Linked DNA regions of Mus musculus: region 1 is linked to region 2. Evidence: chromatin loops called from intact Hi-C (ENCODE). Cell type or tissue: left cerebral cortex. All regions are shown on one strand. Each heading gives the region's core, and the rest is flanking DNA. Links, peaks and the distances in the headings are about the cores only.

Region 1 (14,978 bases), core at 5,570-8,069, 550 kb after region 2:
CTGGCCTCAAACTCAGATTTGTGCTGAGACTAAAGTTGCTTACCACCACCACCCAGCAAGGAGGGCGTTTGGAAACAGAGATTTGCATCATCCGTAAAGCAGACCAGGCTCTGCCTTGACTTCTCACAGGCATAAGCTTCCATGAATAAACAGTCCAGTTATCCATACAGTGGAGTATGGTCCATCCTTCCTCAGAAGAGAGGAAATTCTGACATGCCCTATCTTATAATTTTAATATGTCCCACAAAAGCCTGAGATGTCCCTTAGTGAAAACATCTGCCTAGCATGTTTGAAGCCCTGGGTTCGAATCTAAGTACGAACAAAACAGAAATGTCCCCTATAGTCTCTTGTGTTGAATATTTTATCCCCAACTGGTGCAAGTTTTAGGCGATTGTGAAAACTTTGAGGTGGAACCCAGCTGACTGTTGGTGCTGGCTGGTCTCACTTCAAACTGACACATAAACTAAACTTACCTGGAAGGAAGGACTCTTAATCGAGGAATACCTCTATAAGACCCGGCTGTAGGCTCTGCTTCCTGGCCATGGATACAGGCGATCAGCTGTCTCCGGTTCTTACTGACTTACGTTCCTGCTATGGTGGACCATATCCCTGTGAACTTTGCCAAAATGACTGAACCATCACAGAAGAACAACTCCACTCAAGAGGGGCGCACTAACCACAGGTTTCCAGAGAAAAGCAGTCAGATTGGACAGAAGCAACTGCAACAGATAGGACGGCGGCAGCTAAAGTGCTTAGCATTTCAAAACCCTGGACCTCAGGTGGCAGACTTCAACTGAGACAAGGCAGCAGAGAAGGAAAGCGCGGATGTCAAAGAAGGTGAATGAATACTTTTCTGTGAAGTACAAGGTGATGAAGAAGTACGGCAAAAGCGGCAGGCTGATCTGTGACGACGTGACGTGGACCTGTGTGACTGCCTGGAGAAGAACTGTCTGGGATGCTTCTACCCGTGCCCCAAGTGCAACTCCAACAAGTGTGGGCCGGAGTGCCGCTGCAACCGCCGCTGGGTCTATGATGCCATCGTCACCGAGTCCGGTGAAGTCATTAGCACCCTGCCATTTAGTGTTCCTGACTAGGAGATGTTATGCATAGATTCACAGACTAGATTCACCTCTCTCCCTCTCCCTCTCCCCCTCCTCTTTCCCTCTTTCTCCTCCACCCCCCCCCCCCCCGCCTGCATGTGCATTTGTGTGTGAGGGTGTGCATTTGTTTGTTTTGAAACAGGGTCTTATTCTGTAGCTCAGGCTGGCCTTGAACTTATGGCAATCCACTTGCCTTAGCTTCCCAAGTTGTATTAATTTAGGTATAGTACATCATGCCTGGCTTCTGTTCCTTATACATGCATGCATGCATATATACATACATACCAACAAACATTCATGAATGAATGTATGGCCCTATAGAGAATATATATGTACACTTTTAAGTCAAACTTCTTTCTCTTGGATAAGTGTTAGTGCAACGGATGGCTGTAGACTGGACAATCATTGTATAGACCCTCTCAGGTTCCTCAGCTGGTGACCACAGGCTGCAAGAGTGGACACTCAGTCGTCCTCATTAGCAGCACTCTCAACTCTGCCTTCTCAGGGTGTCTGGTTGAGAACACCGTAATTTTAAGTTTTGCAGAACTCTGCATCTGAAAGCTGTTACCTAGAACATACAACCAATGTATGTTTTTCTTGGAATGTCATATATTACTAAGAAAAGCCAACTTGTGCCCTTGTACTGTATATCTTTAGTCTTATTTTTTATATTTTGATGTTAAATTTGGTAATTACAATATTTTTATTACCAAACATTCATATTGTACTAAATTGTATATTAGTTTACTAAATTGAGAAGCAAAGAAAAAAAAAAAAGACCTGACTATAGGCAGGGCAGTGGTGGCACATGCCTTTAATCCCACCACTTGGGAGGCAGAGGCTGGCAGATTTCTGAGTTGTATGTAGCTGGGACAAAATTACATACTGCTAGCTGGGAGGTCCAGGGAAAGAGGGAGTGGATGAAATCTCATGGAAGGAACCAATGACTCTCCTCAGCACCGCATGTGGGAGCAAAGGAAAGTGGGTTGTAAGCAGTCACAGCTGCTGTGACTTCCTCCATCTTTCTCTCCTGCTTCTCCTCTTCCTCTTTCTTCTTCCCCTCCTTCCTCTTTTCCTCCTCCTCTTCTTACCCCCTTAGCTGCCCCTCCTCTTTGAGACAGGGTCTCTCTACATAGCCTTGACTGTCATGGAACCCACTCTGTAGACCAGGCTGGCCTAGAGCTCACAGAGATCAACCTGCTTCTGCCTCCTAAGTGCTGGGATTAAAGGTGTGAGCCACAATTGCTCCTTTAAAAATATATATATTTCTAATAATTTTTTCAAAGCTGGGTGGTGGTGGTGCATACACACCTTTAATCTCAGTATTGTGGAGGCAGAGACAGGCGGATCTCTGTGAGTTCAAGGCCACCCTTGTCTACAGAGTGAGTTCCAGGACAGCCAGGGCTATTACACAGAGAAACCCTGTCTCGAAAATTTTTTCTTTACTTCTTTACTTATTCTTGTTAGGAAGGGTGCACTGTGATTGACAGAGCCTCTTTATGTGGAAGTCAGAGAACAACTTGCCAACAATCCTGACTAGGCAGAAGTTAGTCCTTTCCTTCCACCATGTGGGTACCAGGAATCGAACTTTGGTCCTCAGCTTTAGATGCAAGACCCTTACAAGCTGAGTCATTTCACTGCTCCTCTTTTTCCTCAGTATGCTGATGTACTGGCTATCTAAGAAGGACAAGAGAGGGCTTGGCCCTTGCCCTCTAATGCTGCCATTGACTGGTCTTTCCAGATCGTCTTTGTTCTACACCTTATTTGCATACTCACATGTAACCAATCAGGACCCATTCGGTCTAGATGACAAGGTGCCGAACCTCTGAGCTTTCAGGCTTTTCTGTTGTGGATTGGTTCTAATGCTATTTGTGTTAATTTGGCTCCCCAAATTACCCAGGAAAGGCACGCCTGCAAGACACTGAAGGTCCCTGGCCCCAGGTGGCTTTGATTGGTGAATAATGTTGCCGGTGGCCAATGGCTGGACAGAGAGAGAGAGACTTTAGATTTCTCGGGCAAAGGAAGCCCAGGAAGAAAAGGGTTTTTAGTACTGCCAAGGAGGCCGGAGGATCAGGCAAGAGCTGCAGAAGACGGAGTGACAACCGTGGAAGAGCTTGAGAGCGCTGACTTGGAGGCCTTAGGGAAGGTTCCTGAGTCCCCCTCCCTGTCCAGCCAATTAATGTAAGGGTCATCAGAACCATCAATCATTACCTGCCTAGTTGCTGCCCTCAAAAATTATATAAAAGGCTTATGAAAGAAAGAGAAGGGGTTGCCTCTCCACTGGGTGCAGGATGACCCCAGTGTGCTGGAAAAATAAACCTCTTGCTTTTGTATTGAACTCTGTTCTCAAGTCTCATTGCCGGTCTCCCGGTAGCTAAGGCTCACTTTGAGTCTTACAAGCCCAAGAAGAGCGGCCCCAAGAGCATATCCACAATTGGGTCTGGAGTAACAGAGATGGAATCTAGATTTTAGTAAGTAATAATTCAGGAGTGTCGGAGGCAAGGCATTAGTAATATGGAAGTTTGGGAGTGGCCCAGCCATTGAGTTGCTTAGGGCATATTAAAAATAAGGTCCTGGAGGCAGAGGCAGGCGGATTTCTGAGTTCAAGGCCAGCCTGGTCTACAAAGTGAATTCCAGGACAGCCAGGGCTATACAGAGAAACCCTGTCTCAAACAAAACAAAACAAAACAAGTCCTGTGTGTGTGTGTGTGTGTGTGTGTGTATGTGTCTGTGTCTGTGTCTGTATCTGTCTGCCTGTCTGTGAACCTACAACACTGGGGCAGTAGCAAGAATCATGCACACCCACCAGGGATCTACTACCACTACACATTTCAGATCTGATCTCTGAGCCTGGCCTGACTACAGATGGGGAGTCTCTCCTGCTGGATTAGGGAGTGGCTTGCTCCTTCCTGTCCCTAAACTTGCTAATGGCATCTACAATGGTCCCTGACTCCATATTTAAAGAGATAGCTGATTTTCCTGTGTCCAAATGTGTGCTTGCCATACCTTGCCGTACCTGCTTCAAGAATAGTGCAGGCAGGCAGGGAAGGGTGAACACATGAGAACTTTATTTACATAGGAATAACAGCTCACACTGGATAGGGTCAGTGTACAGACATAACAGCCCAGACAAGAAAACAGAAGACCAGAACTTCCTGGTCCGCTGGGGGTGCCAAGCCAGATGGACAACATGTGGTGCAGCTCGGTACTCCAGTAAGCCATCAGTAGCAACCAAGGGCAGCTCTTCCCATCTCATGGGACAGGAAAGAGCAAGCCACTCCCCGATCCGATCCAGTAGGACTGACTCCCCATGTGTGGCCAGGCTCATGGCCTCTGCACCTTGTGATCCTAATCAGTTACATGTGTGTATGGAAATAAGGTGTAAAACAAAAAAACAATCAGTAAAAACCTGACAAATGTGGCATCAAATGACAAGGGCCAAACCCTCTCTTGGCTTTCTTGTTTTTTTTTGTTTGTTTTTTTTTTGTTTGTTTGTTTTTAAAGACTTATTTACTTATTATATGTAAGTATACTGTAGTTGTCTTCAGACACTCCAGAAGGGGGCGACAAATCTCGTTACAGATGGTTGTGAGCCACCATGTGGTTGCTGGGATTTGAACTCAGGACCTTCGGAAGAGCAGTCGGTGCTCTTAACCGCTGAGCCATCTTTCCAGTCCCTCTCTTGACTTTCTTATTGCAGTGAGTTCTCAGCCTAGAGGGTGACAATGCACTGTTTGCAGCTGGGACCTTGAAACAGTTTCTAGTGACCCAGGTATGGAACTCAGGGCTACACTGTGACCCCCACCTGAAGCTCTGCTGCCAGAGCTGTCTCAGCTGGATGGCTACCGGAGACCACTGTTAGGGCTAGCAACTTCCTGCCAAGGCAGAGGACCTGAGTGTGGTCCCTAGGATCCACATGGTAGACAATAACCAATCCTTCCAACCTGCACACATGTGATCACACACAAATATTGTTGAAATATCCCTTCTGCAGGAAAGAGGGGCCCCTGAAGAAGCTCAAAAGACACACCAGAATGAGAAACCAGGAAGGGGTGGGCTTTTGAAGTTGGACTAACTGCACTGTGCGTTATGTCTATGGAGGCCAGCGGGTGGAATATGGTGTTTGAATGAGAACATCCCTCATAGGTTCATGTTTGAATGCTTTGTCCCTGTGTAATGGAACTTTTTGGCCTTGCTGGAGTAGGTATCACTGAGAGTAGGCTCTGACATTTCAAAGGCTCACACCCATGCCATTCCTGGTGGCTCTCAGCTTCTGCTCCAGGGCTATGCTTGCCTGCTGCCTGTTCTCCACTACGGTGGCCACAGGCTCAACCCTCTGGAACTATGAGCTCATAGTCAACGCTTTCTTTTATAAGGTGCTTGGTCATGGTGCAACAGACACTGGGTAAGCCTGACAACCTGAGTTCCGATTCCCCAGAACCCAAGCAACCATGGATACAGTAGTACAGTGGGTGTGTACAGCACACTGAAAGGGGTACGGATGGTAGAAGACAGTGCCAGTTAGCTTGACTGAGGTAAACATTGAGAGACTCTGTCTAGGGGTGAAGGCATTTGCTGCCAAGCCTGACAACCTGAGTTCAATCCCCAGAACCCACATGATGGAAGGAGACAATACACTTCTTAAGCATGGCGTGGTGGCGCACGCCTTTAATCCCTGCACTCAAGAGGCAGAAACAGGCAGATCTGCTGAGCCATCTCTCCAGCCCTCTTGTTTTTTGTTTTTCTGAGACAGGTTTCTCTGGCTGTCTAGGAGCTCACTTTCCAGACCAGGCTGGCTTTGAATTAAGAAATCCACCTACCTCTGCCTCCCGAGTGCTGGGATTAAAGGCATGTACCACCACACCTGGCTTCTTTTGTCTTTTTTAAGACAGGGTCTCACTATATAGCTCTGCTGTCTTGGACCTCACTCTATAGACCAGCCCGGCTTCAAACTCACAGAGATTCATCTGCCTCTGCCTCCTGAGGGCTAGGATCACAGGCGTGTGCCGCTATGTAGGACTTGCATTTTGCAATTTATTTTTTTAGTCACAAGTTTTGAAATGTGCCATCATTAATCCAGACCATTGTGTGGAGCTTTCTACAAGTGCTCTTTAGCTCCTCATGGCCCCAGCTGCCACAAACTGGAGCACCCTCCAACAGCCATCAACCTAGATCATTGCAACTTAAGCCTTGAGCCACTTTGGTTAGGAGTTAGTTGGGGTTTTCTTTTCCATATTTCTTTGAGACAGGGTCTCACTATGTAGCCTTAAAATTACAGAAACCCACCTGCCTCTGCTTCTCAGACTCTATCTCTCGTTTTGTTTTTTTTTTCAAGATAGGCTCTCAGCCTCTCAGGATGGCTTGTAATTCACTATATCCTTGAACTGATCCTCCTGCCTCTAACTCCTGTGTGCTAAGATTACAGGTGCGAGCCAATATCATGTCTAGCTTGAAGTACTGGACGTGAATGTGTGCTAGGCAAACATTCAACTGAGCCTCATCCTCTTTGAAATTCTGTTGTTTTGTTGTTGTTGTTTGTTTGTTTGTTTTATATGTCAAAGCTAGTCTACCTTAATCCCCTCACCTGCTCTGCTGGGCCTTGCTCAGGGCAAAACAGAGAAGCCCTAGCTGGGAATGAGGAGCTTTGGCGCCCTCTGGTGTCCATTAATCAGAATAAACACATGCACGGCCACCACCCCAAAGTCAATCTCTTCTGTTGCCGAGTGACCAAATGCTGGTGCAAGAAACGCAAGCCATGGGACATGTAGGCAGTAGCATATATTTTTCAGTAAAAAGAAACTTAGGGATGGAGCTATGGAGCAGTGGGTAAAATGTTTGCTGCAACAAGTGTACGGATGGATTTGACCATTGACCTTTGGGAGCACATGAGAAGCTGGAGATACCAGTGTCCCAAGCTGGGGAGGCACAGGTTCAGCCTTGCTTTTTTTTTTTTTTTTTTTTTTTTTTTTTTTTTTGAGACAGGGTCTCTCTTTGTAGCCCTGGCTGTCCTGGCACACACTTTGTAGACCAGGCTGGCCTTGAACTCAGAAATCTGCCTGCCTCTTCCTCCCAAGTGCTGGGATTAAAGGCGTGCGCCACCATCGCCCGGCATGTGTGTTCAGCCTTTCTTACAGAACTCAGGACCACCAGCTCAGGAGTGGAACCACACACAATGGGCTGGGTCCTCTCTCATCGATCATTCATTTAGAAAGTTCCCTACAGGCCGGCCTGCCTACAGCATGATCTTACAGAGGCTACCTCCTCTCAGATGATGCTAACCTGTGCCAAGTTGACATAAAACTATCCAGCACACTATACACCTGGCTGCTCTTGGAAAGGACCCAGATTCCATTCCCAGTACCCATGTTGGGGTTAGAGAGATACCAAGTATGCTTATAAAGAACCCAGATTCAGTTCCCAACTCCATATGGTGGCTCCCAACCTCCTGTAACTCCAGCTCCAAAAGATCAGAGACACCGTCTTCAGTCCTCCAGTGGCACTACACACATTTCACAAGCAAACATTCATAAATGAAACTAAAAGTGAAATCTTCAAATAATTATCCCGCCCCCAGCTGTGTGTGTGTGTGTATATGTACTCAGCCACACCCCAGTCTGTGTGTGAGGTCAGAGGATAACTCTGTGGAGTTAGTTCTCTCTTCCCACATTGCTGTTGTTTTTGTGTTTTCCCAGGGTTTCTTTGTGTAGTCTTGGCTGTCCTGGAACTAGCTTTGTAGGCCAGGCTAGCATCAAAATCACAGAGACCCACCTTCCTCAGCCTCCCGAGTTGCTGGGATCAAAAGTGTATGCCACCACTTCCTGGCTCCTTCCACTTAATTGTTTTAACCTTTTATTTTCTCTCTTCAGGCCCCTCTCCTTCCTCTTTTGTGGGCGCTCTAGGATCATGCTTGATGGCCGACATTTGTTTGTTTATTACACTGGGTCTCCCTGTGGAGCTCTGCCTGGCTTGGGACTCACAGAGATCTTATTGTTTCTGGTACCAGAATGGAAGCTAGGGCCTTGTGTATGCTAGGCAAGTGTTCCCAGCAACATCATCAGCACCACTAGGTCACAGCTCAGGCTAGCTTTAAGACTGTACTGATCCTCCTGCCTCAGCCTCTTCTTGTCTAGGATAGCAGATGTAAGCCACCATACCTAGCTTTATACTTCATTATTTAGGAAATATCAGCAGGAAAGAATCTGCGAAAGTTTTTCCTAATCTCCTTTCTTGTCGAGTTTTTTGTTTTTGAGATAGGGTCTCATTTGGCCCAGGCTGGCCTTGAACCGGATCACTACATACTCGAGGTATTGAGTATTAAGGAGCCTCCCTTTAGTCAGAGAAAAGTGCTGAGGTTACAGATTGTACAAGACCTATTAATGGTCATCAGGCTGGAGCCTGGGGCTCCCTATATGCTGGGTGAACACAACTGAAGTCAGCTACACTTATCACACCATTCCACCTTGGTTGGCTCCCTCGGTGCAGAACCTAACAAGAGGGCTGGCTAGCTGTGCCTATCAGGGGACCAAACCTAGAAGGGGGTAGGTGGCTGGCTGAGAACTATAGATCTCAATCATGAAGAGCTTCAGAGGCAGGCTCACAGAGCACCTGGCTTTAACAGAGTGCAGGTATGGACAACCAGACTGCAAACCTGGTGAATTGGTGAATTAGCTGGGCTAAGTAAACACTGGTATGTGCAAGGCCAGTACTTGGCTGGCTAAGGGCAATGAAGTCTAAGGACTGTCACCCTCCAGGGTCTACCCATTACCCTGAGAGGTATCTTCCTGAAGTCCAGGCTGTCATCTACAGATGGTGGATGGAACATATAGCCCAGGTCCTGATGTTTGCCTCTTTTGCAAATCAGGCACATGTTCTAGGAATGGATGTGGCCCTTTCCAATGGCACCAACTTCTGCCACCACATGCCATTCCTGAGTTTCAATAAATGGATGAAGCACCTTGTATTTGCTGCGCTAAGCCGCATGGGGCTTCACTAGCCATTCCCATGAGGGTCAGCCAGGCCTGGACAAAGCAGGCACATCTCTGAGTTTGGGGCCAGCCTGGTCCACACATGAGTTCCAGGACAGCTAGTGTTACATACTGAGACCTCATTTGAGAGGGGCTGAGAGTTGGCTCAGCTGTTAAAGAGCATTTGTTGCTCTTAAAGAGGACCCAGGCTTTACACACACGCGTGCACGTGCGTACACACACACATTTAGCAGAATGACTTACAGGCTGTGGTCCAGCCAGTTCAACGATGGCTATTTACCAATGAAATGTCTAAGAACTGAGTAGCTGTTCAGCCCAGGAAGCTGGTGTCTCAGCTGGTCTTCAGTGTCCACTGGGATCCCGCAGAAACAGGCTCTAATGGCCATGATGCAATGCACTTGGCCAACCAGAATGAGGGCAGGCAGGCAAAGAGCAAAAGCTTTCTTCTTCTTTCATGACCTTTATAAAAGGTTAACTCACATCAAAGGTAAATCTTTCCACCTCAAAAGATCCAGATTGGGCTGGAGAGATGGCTCAGTGGTTACAGAGCACTGACTGCTCTTCCAGAGGTCCTGAGTTCAATTCCCAGCAACCACATGGTGGCTCACAACCATCTGTAATGAGATCTGATGCCCTCTCTTTTGGTGCATCTGAAGTGAGCTACAATGTTAATAAATAAATCTTTAAAAAAAAAAAAAAGGTTGGTTTCCCACTTCAAAACATTTAATTAAGGAAAAAAAAAATTCTCTCAGAGGTATACCCGGTCCCTTAGGATTCCACTAATTTCAGATGTAGTCAAGTTGAAAGCCAAGAAAAGCTATTACTACTAATCTAACAAAAAGGATGAAAGAGCCGGGCATGGTGGCGCACGCCTTTAATCCCAGCACTTGGGAGGCAGAGGCAGGTGGATTTCTGAGTTCGAGGCCAGCCTGGTCTACAGAGTGAGTTCCAGGACAGCCAGGGCTGCACAGAGAAACCCTGTCTCAAAAAAAAAAAAAAAAAAAAAAAAGATGAAAAACTGCACAGGTCATGCCTTTTATCCCAGGACTCAGGAGGCAGAGAGAGTAAGGAGTTCAAGACCATCCTTGGCTACACACAAGTTCAAGGCCAACTAGGAAAAAAGGGAGGAGTTGGATTGTGGACCAGAGTCTCAGATGAGTTATGGAATACTACAGGAATTTAGATTTTCCCCCCTTTCCACTATCCATGCGATGCATGTTGTATATGAGTGCTAGGACCTGCTTGCATAGTGAAGGTCAGAGGACAACTCTGAATTCTGAGGAGCAAGGCTCAAATGGCAAGCACATCTACCCACTGAATCATATTGCTGACTAGCTTTTTAAAAAAGCTTTTAAAAAACTATACAGAGCTGGGAAATGGCTTAGTGGACCAAGACTTGCCACTCTTGCAGAGGGCCTGGGTTCAGACATAGCAGCCAAATGGCAGCTTACAACCACCGGTGCCCTCTTCTGACCTTTCTGAGCACTGCACTTCTGTGGTACCTAGGCAACAGTGCAGGCAAAACAATCATATACATAAAATGAACCTTTAAAAGTTGTGTGTGCAGGACAGCCAGGGCTATACAGAGAAACCCTGTCTCGAAAAACCAAAAAAAAAAAAAAAAAAAAAAAAAGTGTGATGTGAGAGTGGCACACTTCTGCAAGGCATGCCTGTCCAGGTTACAGGAAAACCTCTGGGGACCAGCCGTTTTGTTGTTGTTTGAGACTGGGTCTTACAATGTAGCTCTAGCTGTCCTGGAAACTCAAGAGATCCACCTGTCTCCCAAGTCTGAGATTACAGGGGTGCATCACCACACCTGGCAAGTTCTATGTTTTGCTTGTACCTGAGCAAGCCTTAGTGCCTTCAGCTCACAGAAGGTGGTAGGGTATCACCTGCAACTGGAATTAACAGATGGTTGAAAGCTACCACGTGAATACAGGGAACCAAACCCAGATCCTCTGCAACAACAGTAAATGCTCTTAACAAGGTTTATTCATGGCAAGGGATGACATTATTTAATACCTTTTAGCAAGGAGATGCTGCAGTGTGACCCATAGAGTACTTGCCTTATGTCCCACACTATTTGGGGGAGGAACTGCCCTTCCCCCAAAATCAAGTATGGCTACACAGGTTAGGATCAAAGACATCAGGCACACCTCTGCCAGGACATGCTTGTCTAGGTTAGAGGACAACTTCTGGGTTCACTCTGCAAACTAAGTCACAGGGCTGGGAGCTGGGTGACTTTCTTAGCCTCACAGCAGCATTTTTCTAATCTGCTACCCCCCCTGGCCCCTCCCTCCCTCCCTCTCTCTCTCAAAGACAAGGTCTCACTATGTAGACCAGCTGGCCTTGAACTCAGATATAAGCCCACTTTGCCTCCAGGAATACTAGGATCAAAGGCATGTATGTGTCCAGTCTGCCCCCAGCCCTCTCTTTTTTTTTTTTTTTTTTTTTTTTTTTTTTTTTTTTTTTGATTTTTCGAGACAGGGTTTCTCTGTATAGCCCTGGCTGTCCTGGAACTCACTTTGTAGACCAGGCTGGCCTCGAACTCAGAGATCCACCTGCCTCTGCCTCCCGAGTGCTGGGATTAAAGGCGTGCGCCACCACGCCCGGCTCCCCCAGCCCTCTCTTTTGGACAGGTCTCTCACTAAACTTGAATTCAGCTAGACTGGCTGGCAGGCAAGCTCGTGGCATTTACCTATCTTCAGACCCCCAAGTGCTAGGATAGTGTGGAGCCGTGCCCTGCTTTATGTGGGTACTGGGTATCTGAATTCAGGGGTGCATGCTTATATTTCATCTGCTAAGCCATCTTCCTTACCTGAATGTTGATTTTTCCCTCTCTTTAAAATTGAGATGCATGACATTTTGGTTATCGCCTACAAGGCTGAGGGAACTCTGGAGAAAAGGACAAACAGAAGACCTGGAAGAAGTAGAGAGTAGGAGCCGGGCGTGGTGGCGCACGCCTTTAATCCCAGCACTCGGGAGGCAGAGGCAGGTGGATTTCTGAGTTCGAGGCCAGCCTGGTCTACAGAGTGAGTTCCAGGACAGCCAGGGCTACACAGAGAAACCATCTCGAAAAACAAAACAAAAACAAAAAAAAAAGAAGTGGAGAGTAGTATGAAACTCTAACTTTCAAGCATGATCCCACTGTTGTACTTAAAAATTATTTGCGCCAGGCGTGGTGGTGCACGCCTTCAACCCCAGCACTTGGGAGGCAGAGGCAGGCAGATTTCTGAGTTCAAGGCCAGCCTGGTCTACAAAGTGAGTTCCAGGATAGCCAGGGCTACACAGAGAAACCCTGTCTTGAAAAAAAAAAATATTTGCACATTGTGTACATGAACATGCTCACACCCATGTGTATGGAGGTCAGAAAATAATCTGCTGGAATTAATTTTATCCTTCCATCAAGTGAGTCTTGAAGATCAGATTCAGGCCCTCGGATTTTATGCAATAAAGTGTCTTTGAACTTGGCCTTCTTACAGCCCCTAGCTGTTGTACTTTGTGATCACCTGTACAGGATCTCCACAAGACTGGAAGGCTCCTCCCCATTTCAGGGATTTGTGTGTCAGTAATAGTTGCTAAAGTAAAGAAGGAAGGGAGGGACGGAGGGAGAGAGGGAAGGAAAGAAGGAAGGAGAGAAAATTCCTTAGTGGTATAGTCAGTCCCTGGAAAGGTTTCCATGAGGTTGTTTAAATCCACACACAATAGTTCTAGGTTAGTTCAGGGCCAGTCTGATCTAGGCCAGCCCAAGATTACAGGATTACATATTGAGACATATTCTCTCTCTCTCTCTCTCTCTCTCTCTCTCTCTCTCTCTCTCACACACACACACACACGTTGGTGCTAATTGGGAAGAGAGGAAACATGGAACTAGGAGTGGATTGCAAGAAACAGTAATGGAGGGTGAATAAGACTATTTCATACACACATAAGAAAATCCTTTAATACACACTAATTAAAACATTTGTAATTCAGATGTGGATTTTTTTTGCAACCCATATTACATTTTAATTTATTTAGTATACATGTAGGTCACAGTGCAAATCGGAGGAGTTAGCTCTTTCTATTGTGTGGGTTCCATAGGATGGACTCAGGTGGTTGCCTTGACTGAACATGTCTTCCCCTGCTGAGCCACCTCACCAGTGCGGGAAGATGTGAATTAACATCATCACCTGGCCAGAAGACTTGAATTCAAGAACTACCTTACCCAGGAGGCGGTGGCACATGCCTTTAATCCTCCCACTTCGGAGTATTACTGAAAAAAACAATCAAAAACAACTACCATACTTTCAATACATCTGATAATGAATAAAGGAGGCAAAACACACAATCACACCACTAGGAGTGGGGGTAGCTCAGTGCAGCACATACTTTGTCTGTCTGAAGCCCCCACCATAAACAAATCCATCACAAAGTGACTGCTTCACCCCCTGCTTTTACCGACTAGCTACAAGCTACCTGATATGGGAAGTTTTGCTTCCCTAATATTTTAGCTTGAAAGGTAATTACTGGAATTTTGCCAGGTCCAACCTATGTTCCCCACCCTGTTCCTTTCCATCCAACCATTTCCGGGGTCCCTGCAGTACAGGACATATGACTGCATGTACACTCTGGGATGAGAACATGTTCCAGCCTTCCACCATGCTTGCAATTGCTGCCATACATATATACAGTAGAATTTGTCGGCCTCTATACCTCTCTCCTGTACTGATAGTAACATACAACGTTACTAGTTAAGCTAGGTCAAAGGTCCTTGGGGACTACATAAAGATATTATCAAACAAAACAAAGAGCCTAAAAGGACTTGGTGTACAGGGCTTGCCTCATATGTACAAGGCCCTGGATTTAATGTCTAGCACAAGTACCCAACAATAACAATCCACAGGGCAGAAATATTTCACTTCATTTGGGAAATGCAGGCAAGAGGAGCCATCACTCACTCATCCATTGCTACACAGTGAGTTTGAGGCTGGTCTGGGCTGTGAGACCACTCTCAGAAACAAATCAAACCAAAACAATCCAATTTGAGACGCAGACAAATCTCTGTGAGTTTAAGGACAGATTGTTCTTCATAGCCAGTTCTGGGGAAGCCAGTGTAACAAACAAACCAAAATCCACAACAAACAAAAACCCTAAACACATACATTTCAGCTCCACCTGAAAAGGAGAGATCTGAGGTCAGGCAAGCTGGCACATGATTTTAGTCCCGATCTTGGGGGATGACTTAGGAGAATCTTTAAACATATGTGCGTGGGTGTTTTGTCTGTGCACCACCACGTGCCTGCCTGGTGTACAAGGAATCCAGAAGAGAAGGCTGGATTGATTCGCTGGCCTGGAGTTACAGATCAAGCTGCTGAGAACTGAGTCGAGGTTCTCCGAAGGGAGGAACAGTCGGGACTCTTTAAACAAGTAGCCTTGGCAACACGGCCAGACCATTATCCTCAAAAAACTTCACTGATACACACTACCAAAAGGGGGGCTGGGGGATTGGTCTTAGGATCTTGGAAGTCACTGGCAGTCAGGACATCTTTGTAGCCCCGTTCATGAACAGGACTAATGCATGGGCGGGGTACTCTGTGGTGCACTAGAGCTAATGCAGGAGTCAGGGCCAGACTGGGCATATGGGAGTCACATTCTCAAAAACGAACCAAATAAACAAAACCCCCAAGACTAAAAGCCCATTTCTGTTCTGTTTTGGCAGTGCAGGAACCCAGGCATGCTAGGCAAACACTCTACCCGTGAAGAACATCCCCAGCTACAACAGGCTACACAGCACAGGCTCCTTACTAGTAGATCTGGGGGCAATTAACACAGTAAGGTCAAGTGCTTCAGCATGTTTAAGAGCAGTCCTTCAGCTCTTCTGTATCTCTAAGACCAGTAAGGCCCCCAAGTT
Region 2 (14,978 bases), core at 5,389-7,888:
TATCTGTCTGTTTGTATCGGTACCTGGGTGCATGTATGAGTGCAGTTGTCTGAGGCTGTCAGAAAGGCACTGAGTTACAGGTGAAAGAGTAGTAAACTCAGTGCTCCAAGGTATGCTAATCATAAAACAGATAGTGACATTCCTCTACCCACCTGCTTCCTGGGTTCAAAGAGTGCTCATTCAAAGAAAGTCACCCTGACCATTGCTGGAACCTGCAATGCAAATGTGCTATTGTTAGGGGCTCTTAGAAACGGTCTTGAGAGTTAACAATTACCAGGTATTCCTTGTGACACCTGTGACTTTGTACTTCCTTGTGACTCTTATCTGGTATTTTTGGTATTTTCCAACAACGCCCTTCCCACCTCCTTGAGTTATGGTTTTTTCCTTTAAATACCCCCTTACTCAGCTACTCGGCACACCACAGTCCTCTACCCCTGCGTGGTGTATGACCGTGGGCCCGAGAGTGCTCTTGAATAAAAATCCTCTTGCAATTTGCATCTAGGCCGTTTCTCGTTGGTGATTTTGGGGTGTCGCCTCTCCTAAGTCAGAACGTGGGGGAGTCCTCACGTTGTGGGTCTTTCACAGGCAATAGTGAGCCACCATCCACAGGCACTGGAAACCACAGTCTTCTTCAAGAGCAGCACGAATTCCGTGCTGGTTAGTCTTGTCACCTTGACTGTGCCCTTCCCCCAGCCTTGAGCAGGCTGGCTCAGACCTGGCTTGCCACACTTGCTAGCCCACCTAGGGTGGAGTCTTCAGACCAAGTTAGGTCTATTGTCCTGCCACGGTCAGCAGCTTTCCCCCAAGACACCACTACCTGCTGAGAGGCTGAACCTGTTCTGACACTATCCTGACCAAGCAACAAGATCCTGGCGTGGTGGGGGATGGGTTCCCCCCCTTTATAAGCTCAGACGCAAGAAGTAAACACGGCCTTGATCAGAAAATTTTGTCTTGGCTCCTTATTTCTCTGGCTGCCCTTCCCATCTTCCATCTTTACTTTCAGGAACCCAGTAGCAGGCAGCTACGCTTGACTAGTCATCTAGAAAGAGGGAACCTCAAGGAACTACTTAATGGCTTAGTTGATTGGCCTGTGGGTATGTCTATGACATAATTTAATTACTGATACAGGAGGGCCCAGCCCACTGTGGGTGGTGCCATCCCCAGGCCTGGCCTGAACAGTAGCTGATGTGAGCTAGGGAGTAAGCCATCCAGGGTTTGCTTCAATCCCTGCCTTCAGGCTCCCACCCTGAGCTCCTGCCCCAACGTCCCCCTCATTGATGAACTATGATTTAAAAGTGGAAGTCAAACAAACCCTTTCTTGCCCCAACTTGCTTGTGGTTTTATCACAGCAACAGAAAACAAGCCCAGAGCTGGAGCGCTGGCTTAGACGTTATGAGCACCTGCTGTTCTTTAAGAGGGCCCAGGTTCAATTCCCACATGGTGGCTCCTGTAACTCCCCTAAGTCACGTTCCAGAGGACCTGACACCGGCCTCTGACCTCCAAGTACATCGCGCGCATACGGTGCTCATTTACACATGCAAGTCAAATACTCACAAAATAATCTTAATAAAAACACTTTATAAAAGTAGGACACACTCTCAATCTCTGAGCCATCACTCCAGTCCCTGACTTCTTTAATCCTGTTCCCAGGGTGGCTGTGGGGACTTCCCCAGGGGCCACAAAGTCCAATGTACTCAAGGAATTCCAGACTCTGTGTCCCATGCAGGCATCAAAAACTAGAAATGGTCACACCCAACACTTCCCATCTCTGGCTTACCCTCAAGCCAAAGAGAACTTTCTCTTTTTTCAAGACTTTGTGTCTATTTTTAGGGGTGTGTGTTACAAACCTGAGTACCGTGCTTTTGGAGGCAGAGTTTTTGAACCTGGAGGTACAGGGAGAAAAAGAGGATCAGAGGGGTTTAGTCTGGGAGAACAGGTGTGCTGCTTTGATAAAAAAACAAACCCAAACCCTCTGTAGTGGCTATTCCTGGTTGTCAACTTGACTATATCTGGAATGAAGTACAATCCAGAATTGGAAGGCTCACCAGTGACCCTAATTTGGAGGCTGGGAGATAGAAGATTCTGATCTGAATCTTGGTATGGAGATCTTTGAGGCATAGTGGCTATGGATTCCAGAAGATTAAATCTCAGAGTTCAAGGTCATTCGGGATTAAAGGTGTGGTGAAACACACCTTTAATCTGGGCTACACCTTCTGCTGGAGACCATATAAGGACATTGGAAGAAGGGAGTCTCACTCTTGCTCTTTCGCCTGCTTGCTGTGAGACTGAGTAACTGCTAGATCCTTGGACTTCCATTCACAGCTACTACTGAACCATTGTTGGGAATTGGACTGCAGACTATAAGTAATCAATAAATTCCTTTACTATATGGAGACTATCCATAAGTTCTGTGCTCTAGAGAACCCTGACTAATACACCCTCATAGACACATATCTGCATGCCTGACCTATAGCTTGGCTTTGAGTTAAGTTTCCTGGCAACTTTGCAAATCTGTATATGGGCTTTTATTCCTTGAATAAGAATCCAAGAACCTAGCCGGGCGCTGGTGGTGCACGCCTTTAATCCCAGCACTCGGAAGGCAGAGGTAGGCAGATTTCTGAGTTCGAGGCCAGCCTGGCCTACGAAGTGAGTTCCAAAATAGCCAGGACTACACAGAGAAACCCTGTCTCCAAAAACAAAAACAAACAAAAAAGAATCCAAGAACCTAGCACTTGGTAGGCAGAGGCAGGCAGGTGGATTTCTGAGTTCGAGGCCAGCCTGGTCTACAGAGTGAGTTCCAGGACAGCCAGTGCTATACAGAGAAACCCTGTCTCAGAAAGAAAACAAAACAAAACAAAACAAAACAAAACAAAACACTGGGCTGGAGATATGGCTCAGCAGTTAAAAGCACTGACTGTTCTTCCAGAGGTCCAGAGTTCAATTCCCAGCAACCACATGGTGGCTCATAATCATCTGTAATGAGATCTGACTCCCTCTTCTGGTGTGTCTGAAGACAGCTACAGTGTACTCATCTAAATAAAATAAATAAACCTAAAAGAAAAATACAAAAGTAACTTTATAAAGTCAGATTTCTTTCCTCTGTAAAACAATTTTTTTATTAATGTGTGTGTGCATGAATAAACATGCCACAGGTCTGCAGGTGCCCAGAATGAGGTCTGATCCTCTGGAACTGGAGTTACAGGCAGTCGTGAGTCACCAACCTGGGGACTAAGAGCAGCTGGTCCAAGGAACTGCTGAGCCATCTGCCCAGCCGCAGACCCAGGCTTGGTATGTCCAGCTTCCAGATATTGGTTTTTATATATGGCACTACTCCACTCAGCTCCTCTGGGAGGAGTCAAACCTAACACTTCACCATTGACCTTGAAGCGGAAACAAAATCCCAAATTATTTTTGACAGTCTCACTATGCTGGCCTGGACCCTCAAGAGATCCACCTCTGCCTCCCAAGTGTGTGTGTCACCACTGCCTGGCTTCCAAACAACTAACTTTTAAATGAATGGGCTAAAAAAAAGACAGTCCTTAGGGCCTGGGTGCTTGGTTGGCAGAGTGCTGGCTTGGCGTTCCTGAAACCCTGGGTTCCTCCAGCACCACATGAATGGATGTGGAGCTCTTGCCTATAAGTTTAGCACTCAGGAGGTAGAGACAGGAAGGTAAGGAGGACAAGGTCTGCCTCTCACAGCTTGAGGTTCCCCAGAACTAAATGAGAAGGCAATAGGCGGGCAGAGAGATGGCTCAGGGGCTAAGAACATGAACTCGCATCCTTTATGGATGATCTGAACACAGCTCCGGTAGCCTACAACTGCCTGTACCCCCAACTCCAGGGACCCATCACTTGCATGGCCTCCTTGGGCACCCACACTCACATGCGCATACCCACACACAGACACACAATTAAGAACAAATCTTAGAAGAAACAGTCTTTGGATGAAGGCTGGTCGTGTTCCTCTCCCATAAGACATTTTATTGAAAAGTATTTTTCAGCTACAAAAGAATCTGCAACAGCCAGGAACCTCCGGCCATGCCCCACTCCGCAGGCAGCCCGAGCAGGAGGGGCCTCGGCTCCCCTAGTTATGTCTGAAGAGCTTCAGGCCCATCCATGTCCACAGATGGAAGAACACGTACACAGGCACGGTGACCGGCAAGAGCAAGCTGTAGAAGCACAGGCTGCTGGCGCTGGTGCAGCCCTCTGGGAAGCCTTCCTCCACGGAGGCGGAGTAGAGCAGGCCTGCCAGCGAGACCAGTGGGATGAGGACGGTCATGGTGGGCAGGGACCGGATCATCTTCCTCCCTTCTTAAAAGGTTAACTGTCTCAAGAAAACTCAGTTGTTTGAAAAGTTCTGTTCTCGTGCGGGTGCGCTCTTGTCTTATCTTCCCCTTGTCCCGACTCCTCATTCACCCAGGCATGCTTCCCAAGGGCACGCAGAAAGTCCAGGGGTCCCAGGCCGAAGGTGCCGGCTCCTCAGCCTCCGCGTCACACGCAGCGGTTACCAGCGACTGCAGACACCACCTGTGTCCCTCGCAGCGCAGGCGAGAGGTCTTTTAACTGTATGAGAAAAATGCAAGATGACAAGATGAAGGGCAGGCGACGGGAAGGGAGAGGAAAGGATGGGGAAGCAGCCAGTACCAGCACTGAGTAGGTTAGAGACAGGATTGCTGGAACCGGCAGGCTGGCCTCGAACGTTGTGATCCTCCTGCATCAGCCTCCCCAAGCCACCACATCCGGCTAGAAAGAAGCCTTTAAAAAAAGGAGTGTCCTCCAAAACTGCCTATAGTGACCCCCATCAGAGGTATCAGTATTGAGGAGGCAGTGACAAAAGAACGGCTGCCAGACCATGCTTAAAACACTACAAGTGTCATGAATTACTTTGGGAAGTAAGCAATTTGAAAAACAGAATGAAGGACAGGTGGACTGATAATGTTTTTGTGAACTGGGGAAGCGGAATGCGACCTACAAATCCGGGTTCGCTTCAGACATCTGAGTGAGGCTTTCTATACGAGGACTGGCTGGGAACCAGCACCAGAACCTGGGGCCAGGTCACGAGCCACCCGCGGTCAATGCACAGACCGAAGACAGCGCCATCCCTTGGGCGCAGTCGCCTCGGGGACCAGAAGGGGCAACGAGCCCGCTGCAGTCTCTGACCGACGGAGGGACAGAGCCGAGCCGAGCCGAGCCGAGCCGAAGAAAACCGAGCCGAGCCGAGCGGGGCAAGACAGGACAGGGGGAACCCGGCCGAACCGAAAACGAACCAGCCAGACAAACGGAGTCGGCGGCGTCCATGGCGCAGACGCCAAGCTGGCGCGAGTCCCGCCCCAGCCGGTTTCAACAGCTCCTCCGCTCGTATTTCGAGACCCTCAACTCACCGTTTGCAGGCCTGTAGGAGTCCGGTCCCTTCGGCGCCTGGCGGTGACAGTCACCGCCCCACGAAGGCGGGACAGCCCGGCCAGCCGCCCAATCAAATCCCTGCAGGGGCGGGGTGAGGAACCCAGATCCCGCGATGGAGCCGGTCCGCGCGTGCTCATTGGACAGTTCACCTTGCCTTCGCTCCCAGGCTCAGGCTCCGCCCCCGTGGTCTTGATTGACGGGTGAGGCCAGAAAGACTCTGAGAGCACCGGATAGCTAAGGATCCCATCGTCTCTGGCTGGGCGTCCCCTATGCTAGTCCTGCTGGAAGTAGGAGAGGAACGTATTTGCCACAGTTTATTCATGGCGCTCCAGAGCAGACAGTGGGGTCTTTCTGCACTGAAAAGCCTTCCCCACTTTTTTTTTTTGGTTTTTCGAGACAGCCCTGGCTGTCCTGGAACTCACTCTGTAGAACAGGCTGGCCTCGAACTCAGAAATCCACTTGCCTCTGCCTCTGCTGGGGTTAAAGGCGTGCACCACCATGCCCGGCTGCCTTCCCCACTTCTAATTGATAAACTTGAATCCTGAATCGCACCTGGCCTCAGCCACTATCATCTATCCTCTTAAGCAGCGGAAAGATGACTGATACATTATTTTACGTATGAATCGGTAAATGGCAAAATAATAGTTTGTGCTGATGAGATGGCTCAGCGAGTATAGGCGTTTCCTGCCAGGTCAGACTACCTGAGATCGACCTTCCGGTACCCACATGGTGGAGAACTATTTTCCTCTGACCTCCACACATGTATTGTGGCACACCTGAGTGTACTCCCGCAAAAAGTGCAAAATGAAGTTTTAAGAGAAAATGTAGCCAAGCACACTCCTAATCCTAGCACTCCTTAGGCAAAAGCTAGCGGATTTCTGTGAGTTCGAGACCAGCCTGGTCTACATAGCAAGTTCCAGGTCATCCGGACTACATAGTAAGACGATGAGTGTGTGTGCCTTGGGGTTGGGGGGAGGGACGGTGTTCGTAAATGCTGTCCACGGGGCCGGCCACTGCCTTGCCTAGTGAGGCAGTGTTATCTCTGATCCCAGCGTAAAGAAAAATGAGGCTGAGCTAGGATTCTGCACAGTACTGCACAGGAAGCTCCATCCCTTAATCTTCCCGCAAGCTAAAAGATCAGAAAGTTTTTCTTCTCAGAGGTAAGTAGTGGTATAGAGTCCGTGCAGCTTCTGTTGCAACCACAAGGTGGCAGGAGAGAGCTGAGGACAAACCATCCTATGGTTTACACAGAGCAAGTAACAAACATTTTTTAATTTAAAAATTTAAAATCGGAACAAAAAATAGCCAGCAAGATAGTTCAAGAGGTAAAGGCACTCACTACACACGCCTGTGAAAAGGCCAGTATTGGCGCAAGATACCCAAGACCAAGTTCTTAGCGTAGAGGGGTTTTGCCCCAAAGTTCAAAGGGCAGGGAATAAGAGCCAAAGACAGGAGATAGAGGATGAGGGAGAAGGGGGGTGGGGGGGGTCACAACAGACAGGATGATGACAGCACAGCAAAGGACTGCCTCTGGGTAGAGGGGAGAAAGACGTGGTGCACAGGGAAATGGCGGTTTAAAAAGGTAAAGAGGAAACCCCGTGTTAGGACAAGGTGTTTTTTGTTTTGTTTTTTCAAAGGTTTACTTTTTGCGGGGCAGTGGTGGTACGCGCCTTTAATCCCAGCACTTGGGAGGCAGAGGCAGGCGGATTTTGAGTTCAAGGCCAGCCTGGTCTACAGAGTGAGTTCCAGGATACCCAGGGCTACACAGAAAAACCGTGTGTCGAAAAAACAACAACAACAACAACAACAACAAAAGATTTACTTTTAATGAATATGAGTACACTGTCGCTCTCTTCGGACATACCAGAAGAGGGTGTCAGAGAGATGAGGGGCAGACAGCAGAGGGGTCACGATCTATCATGGAGGGACTTCATTGCAGAGACTCAAGGCAGAAGTTTGAAGCAGAAACCACGGAGGACCACTTCTTACTGGCTTGCCTCTTCTCCCACACTCAGACAGCTTTCCATGTAACCTAGGCCCACTTGCCTAGGTTTGTTACCGCCCACGATGGGCTGGCCGCTCCTATATCAGCTAGAAACCAAGAAAATGCCCCAGAGACAGTCCCACAAGCCGATCTGATGGATGTAATTCTTCAATTGAGGACCCTTCTCCCCAGATGACTCTAGTGTGTACCAAGCTGATGGTAAAAACCAACCAGCAGGATGCATATGCACCTGGCCTACGTCTTGCACACACTTTACCCTTTTACAAGTAAGGGCGTTTCAGTCTAAGATTTTCATTAGAGCCTCTACAGTCATGGTACCTTTAAAAATGTCTTTCTCAATTGCCATTTCCCCCTTTCTCTACTAGCTCTCCTTAACCTTTAGGTTAATTTTTTAAAATATTTTTTAATTTATTTTATGTATATCATGTGGTTGATGGGAATTTGAATTCAGGACCTCTGCTCACTCCGGTCAGCCCTGCTCACTCCGGCCTAAAGATTTATTTATTATTATATCTAAGGACACTGTAGCTTTCTTCAGACACACCAGATGAGGGCATCAGATCTCATTACAGGTGATTGTAAGCCACCATGTGGTTGTTGGGATTTGAACTCAGAACCTTCAGAAGAACAGTCAATGCTCTTAACTGCTGAGCCATCTCTCCAGCCCCCTCGGTTAATATTTTAATTGTCACAGCTTGCCTGGTAAGTGACAAGATGAAAATGCATTCTTTTTTAATTTAAAGGAATTGTGTGACTATCTCACAAATCTGTAATTAAGTTCTTCCTAAATTGGTGACTTATATCTCCACATAGCAGCTCACAACCACCTGTAACTCCAGTTCCAGGCCATGTAACGCCTCTTCTGGCCTCTTCGGGCATTGCACGCAGTACACAGACATGTGCAGGCAAAATGCCCATATACATAAGCAAATCTATAAAACATTTTATTTCATTTGTTTATTTGTGTGTGGACACACATGCTTCTGTGCCACATTGAGCATGGAGAGGTCAGAGGAGAATTTATGGCAGTCATTTCTCTCCTTTCTTCATGTGGATCCCAGGATTCAAACTCAGGTTGTTAAACTGGCAGTGAGTTCTTTTGTCCACTAAGCATCTTTCCAGCTCCAGTTCTGATTCTTTCCTTTTGAAGATTTTCAGAGATTTATATCTTAGACTCTGCCTCCTGCTGCAGCCCCAGATTAAGGCTTTCCTATGTTATGGAATCTGCTTAGATCCAACACAACTCAAATACCAGGTCAAGGCGATGACAAAATTATTGTAATCAAGCCACTACTGAGTGATCAGGGCCAGAGATCAGACCCGTGAGCTGAACTGCAACCCTGGAGGAAAGTCGCACAGCATATTTAAAGGACAAAACCGTAAAGCTAGGTAAGCAGGGTAGACTGTGGCATTGCTCAATCATATTTGACATAAGGGGTTAGCAAGGGAGTTTCCACTAATCAGGATAGGAGTTGGATCCCAGGCCTGGGAACTTGAATTTAGTTTGAAGCCGACAGCAAGATGGAGAAGCTGTCCTTGAGATAGCTGAACTCAGACAACTGTCTCCTTATAAGTTATCTGAAGGTGGAGATTTCTGGTTCCTTTGGAGACTCAATTGTGTCATGCAATGTTTTTCTGAAAGCTGTCTTAATGACAGGATGTTTTTGCTGAAGCAGACACATGGGAGAATATTTTGCTGAAGCAGACACATGGTGTTTTTTTCTGGAAGCTGCCTAGAAAAAGAGCATGTGATGTTTCGCCAGAGCGAATGCTTGTGAGAACATGTGGTTTTTGGAAAGGGTATAAGTATAACCCAACAGACAGTGGAGGGCACTGTGTGGTATTGGTTCACCTTGCCATCTATGCTGATCAATGTTTATCATGATTTCATAAAGAGAAATGCATCAAAGAACTTCTGGTGGTGTTCTGATGGCTTCTTGCAGCTTCTGCAGACTCCGACCGACTGGCAAAGCCTCAAGGTTGCCACTGACTTGAGCTGCCCTTGCTGACCTGTGAATGCTGTTTGCAAGTGGATTCCGCTGCCGATTCCTGTGAACTGACATCCTAACAACAGATAAAAGTAGAAAGAGAATCACTAAAAAAAAACCCAAGCTGAAATAAAACTAAAAGGGAAAAGTGTAGGATGTCAAACAAAGCCCCAGAAATGTGACTCACAAACAGAACAACACATGGAAGAGAGCATCGCAGGCATTGAAAACGGTAAAAGCAGTGGATAAGTCTGAAGTGGAGACTTCTGGCTTCTTTGGAAAGTCAGTTAAGTCAGATGTTTTGCCATAGCAGACACGTGAAAGGACGCATGGTGTTTAGAAAGAATGTAAGTATGACCTCGAAGACGTGGGAGCTCGAGCACTGATTGGCTTCGCTCACCTTGCTAGTGTTCGTTGACCGCATGCATGCATTGGTTCATCTTACATTGCATTGTTGAGCTTCACTTGTGGTGACACCAGAGAGAGAGAGAGAGAGAGAGAGAGAGAGAGAGAGAGAGAGAGAGAGAGATGAGGTTCCTGAAGCTGGCTTCTCGTTGCTTCTTTGGACTTGGGCTAATTGGCAAGCCTTGCAGTTTCTTCTGGATTGGATGGCCCTTGCTGGTTCATGTGTGGTGTCTGCTGAGTAAACTGGACTGCAGCTTCTGACTCATGTTTGGTGTTTGCTAGTGGACTGGACTGAGTACAATAAAGATGGGAAATGCCTCAAAGACTATTTCTAAACAGACCCACTCCCCCCATGTCGTAATAACCTTTCTTTTCCATGACCTCTGGTAGGGGGTGGTCTAGAAGGGAGGTTGAACCCTTATTTAAGTAGATCAAGAAAAAAATATATCCCTACATAAAACTCTCTCCAACAGACAGGCCCTCTAGACAAAAACTAAAGAGAAGTGCTAGAGTTAAACTTTCTTCTCAGCAGCCCATGGAACTCTCTCCAATTCTCCAATCCTGACCACATACTTGGACACAAAACCAGTCTCAACAGATACAAGATAATTGAAATAAACCACACATCCTATCTTGAATCAAAACATAAATCATGAAGGAAATTAAAATCTTTTTAGGACAGGATGAAAATGAAATTACAGCATACTAAATTCTATGGGATACATTGAAGGTGGTTCTAAGAGGCAAGTTCATAGCTCTAAATGCCTACATCAAGAAAAAAACAAGCCGGGCAGTGGTGGCACATGCCTTTAATCCCAGAACTTGAGAGGCAGAGGCAGGCAGATTTGGCCAGCCTGGTCTACAGAGTGAGTTCCAGGACAGCCAGAGCTACAGAGAGAAACACTGTCTCGAAAAGCCATAAAAAAGAAAGAAAGAAAGAAAGAAAGAAAGAAAGAAAGAAAGAAAGAAAGAAAGAAAGAAAGAGAGAAAGAGAGGAAGGAAGGAAGGAAGGAAGGAAGGAAGGAAGGAAGAAGGAAGGAAGGAAGGAAGGAAGGAAGGAAGGAAGAAAGAAAGAAAGAAAGAAAGAAAGAAAGAAAGAGAAAGAAAGACAAAAACAAAACTAGAGAGACCTTATTTGTAAGTTGACAGCACACTAAAAACTCTAGAACAAAAGAAAGAAATATTGTCCAAAAGAAGAGGTGGCAAGAAATAATCAAGCTTGGGCTGAAATCAATGAAACAAAAACAAACAAACAAAAGACTCTACAGAGAATCAGTGACACCGTGAGATTGACAAACCTTTAGCCAAATTAAACAAGGAAGTGATACGTCAGCCAAGATACATTGAGGTCATCTGATGCATAATCATTCTTTAAACAAAACAGACAGTGTTTTGAGATAAAAATCAGCCCTGGGCTGGTGAGAGCACTGACTGCTCTTCCAAAGGTCCTGAGTTCAAATCTCAGCAACCTCATGGTGGCTCACAACCACCCATAATGAGATCTGATGCCCTCTTCTGGTGGGTCTAAAGACAGCTACAGTGTACTTGTGTATAATAATAAATAAATCTAAAAAAAAAAAAAATTCAGCCCTATCTAAAGTCAGCTTATTCTTAGAAGCCAGGGGCAAGGGCTTTCTGCCCTTGCCATAGTTCCAATTCTAGTCTATTATATAATCCACCTTCTTCCTGGGCCATTGTAAATCCCTGTGTATGGGAGTGACTCAGCTGTTATTCTAAGTATTTACTTTAGTTCCTTCTTAAACCACAATCCACCTTCTTTCTACTATTATGTAATGTAGTCTGCCATACATGACTGAAATGAGAATTCTAAGTTTACTTTGTTGAACTAGCCCTGAGATTTCTAACTCTTATCCAGTAAACTGCAATGCCTGATTCCTTTCAATATCTCTCTATTAACACTGGAGGTATTTCGTCTGAATAAGTAGCATTCTTACGAAATTCAAAGACGAAGTTCAGCTCAATGGTTGACTAGGCTATTGGGACACCGGTGGAGGCCAGGAAGCAAAGTTCAATCTAACTTGGCTATTAGTCAAATCATTCCTTGGGGGCACCTATAGTAAAACAATACTGAAAGAAAGCACACAAAACCCTCCACAACTATCACAAGGACAACTATCTGGACCACATCCATGTTACGGGATGCCAAGGACCTCCAGGAGACCAGTTTCCGTGAAACTTTTTGCCTCAGGACTGTGGCCAAGCTTTTAGACTTGTCATGCAGACGCCACTGGAGTGGGTGTGGCACGCAGTGGGCTGTACACAGTCTGGTTCCCCGGTTAAGCTAAGGTCTGGAACCCCTGTGACCCAGTGGGAGGTGATTTCTGCCTGCATGGGATGGAAGGTACTCGACCCTGCCTCCTGGGCCCCTGGATCCGGTTGTAGCTACAGCCTTCCACAGCTCCCCACAGAGAGGTATGTGGCCATCAGTCACATAGGAGCAGCACCAAGCCCTCCCACATGCAAATAAGGTTGCCCCAAAGCTCTCAGACCAAACCAATGAGAAGTACCTGTTGTCAGACCTTGACCCATCCCAAAACTGTATATAAGAATCCTATCGGCGCCAGGCAGTGGTGGCGCACTCCTTTAATCCCAGAGGCAGAGGCGGGTAGATTTCTGAGTTCGAGAATGGTCTACAGAATGAGTTCCAGGACAACCAGGGCTACACAGAGAAACCCTGTCTCGAAAAGACCAAAAAGGAAATGGAAAAAAAAAAAAAAAGAATCCTATCCGTAAGGATTAGAGGGGTGTGAGAACTACTTGGTCATCTGAGCCTTCTGTCCTAAGAGCTGTAACACTCAGGAAGAGGGCTGCTCTCCCGAACCGCCACCTGAATCAGCTGCACCACACTCCTCACTGCAGCCCAGCCCCACCCGACTCAGTGCAGGGAGGTGCAGAGTAACTGAGTAACCTGGAAGGCGTGGCAGAGATGGAGGCGGAGCCAACTGCAGTAGCAGACCAGGCAGAAGTAACTGCCCCTCCCTGCCCACGCTCACTTTCCTTCGCAGGAACTCTCACACCAGGCCGGGCCAGAAATCTCCGTGGAAAGCCTCTGGCACTCAGGCCCACGCGTAAAAATAAAAGAACTGCTGAGATTCCACCTCCCCAATTGCAAGGTGTAGTACAGATCCACAGTAGTAAGAACAGCATAAAACAGACTAGCTGATCAATGAAACCAAATTGAAAACCCAGATAGATATAAGTCCACACATCTATAAGGACCTGACTGTTGACAACAAAGCCAAAAATACACACTGGAAAACAAACAAACAAAGACAGCATCTTCAAAGAAACTGTTGATCAAACTAGTTAGCTGATGTTGAAGAATCCAAATAGATCCATATTTATCACCCTGCACAAAACTCCACTACAAATGGATTAAGGACCTCAACAAAAGGCCAGATCCACTGGGTCTGATAGAAGAGAAACCTGGGAACAAGCATGAATTCACAGCGCAGGAAATGACTTTCTAACAGGACACCAACAATTAGTGTATGACACTGTTGTCAGGAGCCAGAACAGAACAAGCTCATAACTAGCAGGTGATCTTCCTGAGATGGTGTGCCTGGGATTATAGACCACGACAGATTTGTCCCTAAAGGCAAGGCCCAGGAGAAAATCATTTTAGGAAATATTCCTGCTATTAATATGCTTTTCCTGTTATTAAACATATATAACAATTACTAGGTGTTAGCCCACCCTCTTGAGCAGATCTCTGCAGATGTACTGTCTTGTAGTGATGCTATATAGACAAATAGATGACATCTTTTTTTTTAAAGATTTATTTATTTATTATATGTAAGTACACTGTAGCTGTCTTCAGACACTCCAGAAGAGGGAGTCAGATCTCGTTACAGATGGTTGTGAGCCACCATGTGGTTGCTGGGAATCGAACTCAGGACCTTTGGAAGAGCAGTCAGTGCTCCTAACCACTGAGCCATCTCTCCAGCCCAATAGATGACATCTTAAGTCTTAATAATGATCCTATAAGAATTCCTAAAAATATATCAGTGATTACTAAGCTCTTTTATAATGGGGCTGCTATTAGGTCCTTTTCTGATAGTCAAAACTGCAATGAGAACTCTGCCACACAAGTGTCACCAGTTAATTGCTCTTAGATGGTAACCAGACTTTCCACTACTCAGAGCCCATTCCAAGAAGTTGTAAAACAATCAAAGGTCATAAAAAGAGAACTAATGATTCATTATAGGTGCTAAAGCAGAAGATAAAATATTGACTGGGTAATTTATACAAAACTTCACTAATAACTTAGTTGTGGTTTTTAACTTTCAGTGAACCTGTGGAGCTCAGACAGGTGATGGATGTTTAGCCAGATAATTATTCCTAATGGATTCACATGTAAACATTCTCTGTTGTAAACTATTTTAATTTATGGTTTGATTTTATGTTGTGAACTTCAGATGAACTTTTTAACATATATTCTGAAAAATGTTGAAGTGCTGAGGACAAAGAGAAGAATCAGAAGAACTGACCCGAGGAGAACGTTTTTGTACGGAACACTTCTTAGACAATGAACAGAAGAGAAAACAAATTTCCCTTGCCCCACTGGGGATGTTTCTGGTTTTCCTCCTTTTCTTAAATGGCTTTCATAGGAAAGTTTCTACAACTTAGTAATAAACTGTATAATCACTTTTCAAAGTGTCCCTTTTTTCCCCTGTGACTTCAGACTAGCAGGCTGAAAGTTAGAGCCACAAACTTCCTGCTGAGATAGAACAAAGGCCACATTACTTAATCCTCAGCTGTCAGGCTACAAGTGTCGCCTAAGCCGGCAGCTTTTTACCCTCGAAAGGATCGAGAGGGTTTTTAGGATTTTTTAGAAGTTATCATCAGCATTTCAGTATAGTTAGAGAGTTAGAGCAGTCTGAGACACTCAGGCTTTAAAGCCACACCAGAGTCCTACTCTGTGCCCTGCCTCTATCCTTCCAGGCCCGGAGGCTCCTGGCACACTGTGAAGCTGAAATGTTTATGGAAAAGGACACCATCATTCAGACGAAGAGTCAGGATACAGAATGGGAAAGGATCTTTACTAATTATACATCTGACAGAAGATTAGCATCAGTGACTGCTTACCCTGTCAGGGATGTGGGATAAAGGGAACGTGCACCCATTGCTGGTAGAACTGCAAACTTGTACTATGG

What was found. A loop is a pair of places that touch in the nucleus more often than their neighbours do. Peaks named below come from ENCODE experiments on the same cell type or tissue, not always from the same donor. Only the 100,000 strongest peaks of a DNase experiment are listed, where the experiment ranks them.
Region 1: a loop joins it to region 2, with 3 times the contacts of the local background. A loop is called at or near these places in 2 of 42 quality-filtered maps.

The regions. Positions count from the first base shown.
Region 1 is chr9:21,593,976-21,608,953 of GRCm38, reverse strand. Timm29 (translocase of inner mitochondrial membrane 29) reads right to left here. Exons shown (of 2, transcript NM_178619.4): 2 at 12,984-14,978. It also overlaps the pseudogene Gm7904. Among named protein-coding and RNA genes, the nearest start is that of Yipf2, 8.6 kb to the right of the region's middle. In left cerebral cortex, for the core only: a CTCF peak has its summit at 6,758 (motif pointing left); a DNase peak (open chromatin) is centred at 6,754.
Region 2 is chr9:22,147,317-22,162,294 of GRCm38, reverse strand. It overlaps Pigyl (phosphatidylinositol glycan anchor biosynthesis, class Y-like), which reads right to left and starts at 5,449. Exons shown (of 2, transcript NM_001082532.1): 1 at 5,382-5,449; 2 at 3,940-4,563. The coding sequence starts at 4,300. The coding sequence ends at 4,085. In left cerebral cortex, for the core only: a CTCF peak has its summit at 6,608 (motif pointing right); DNase peaks (open chromatin) are centred at 5,509, 6,150, 6,183 and 6,602; H3K4me3 peaks cover 688 bases; H3K27ac peaks cover 474 bases.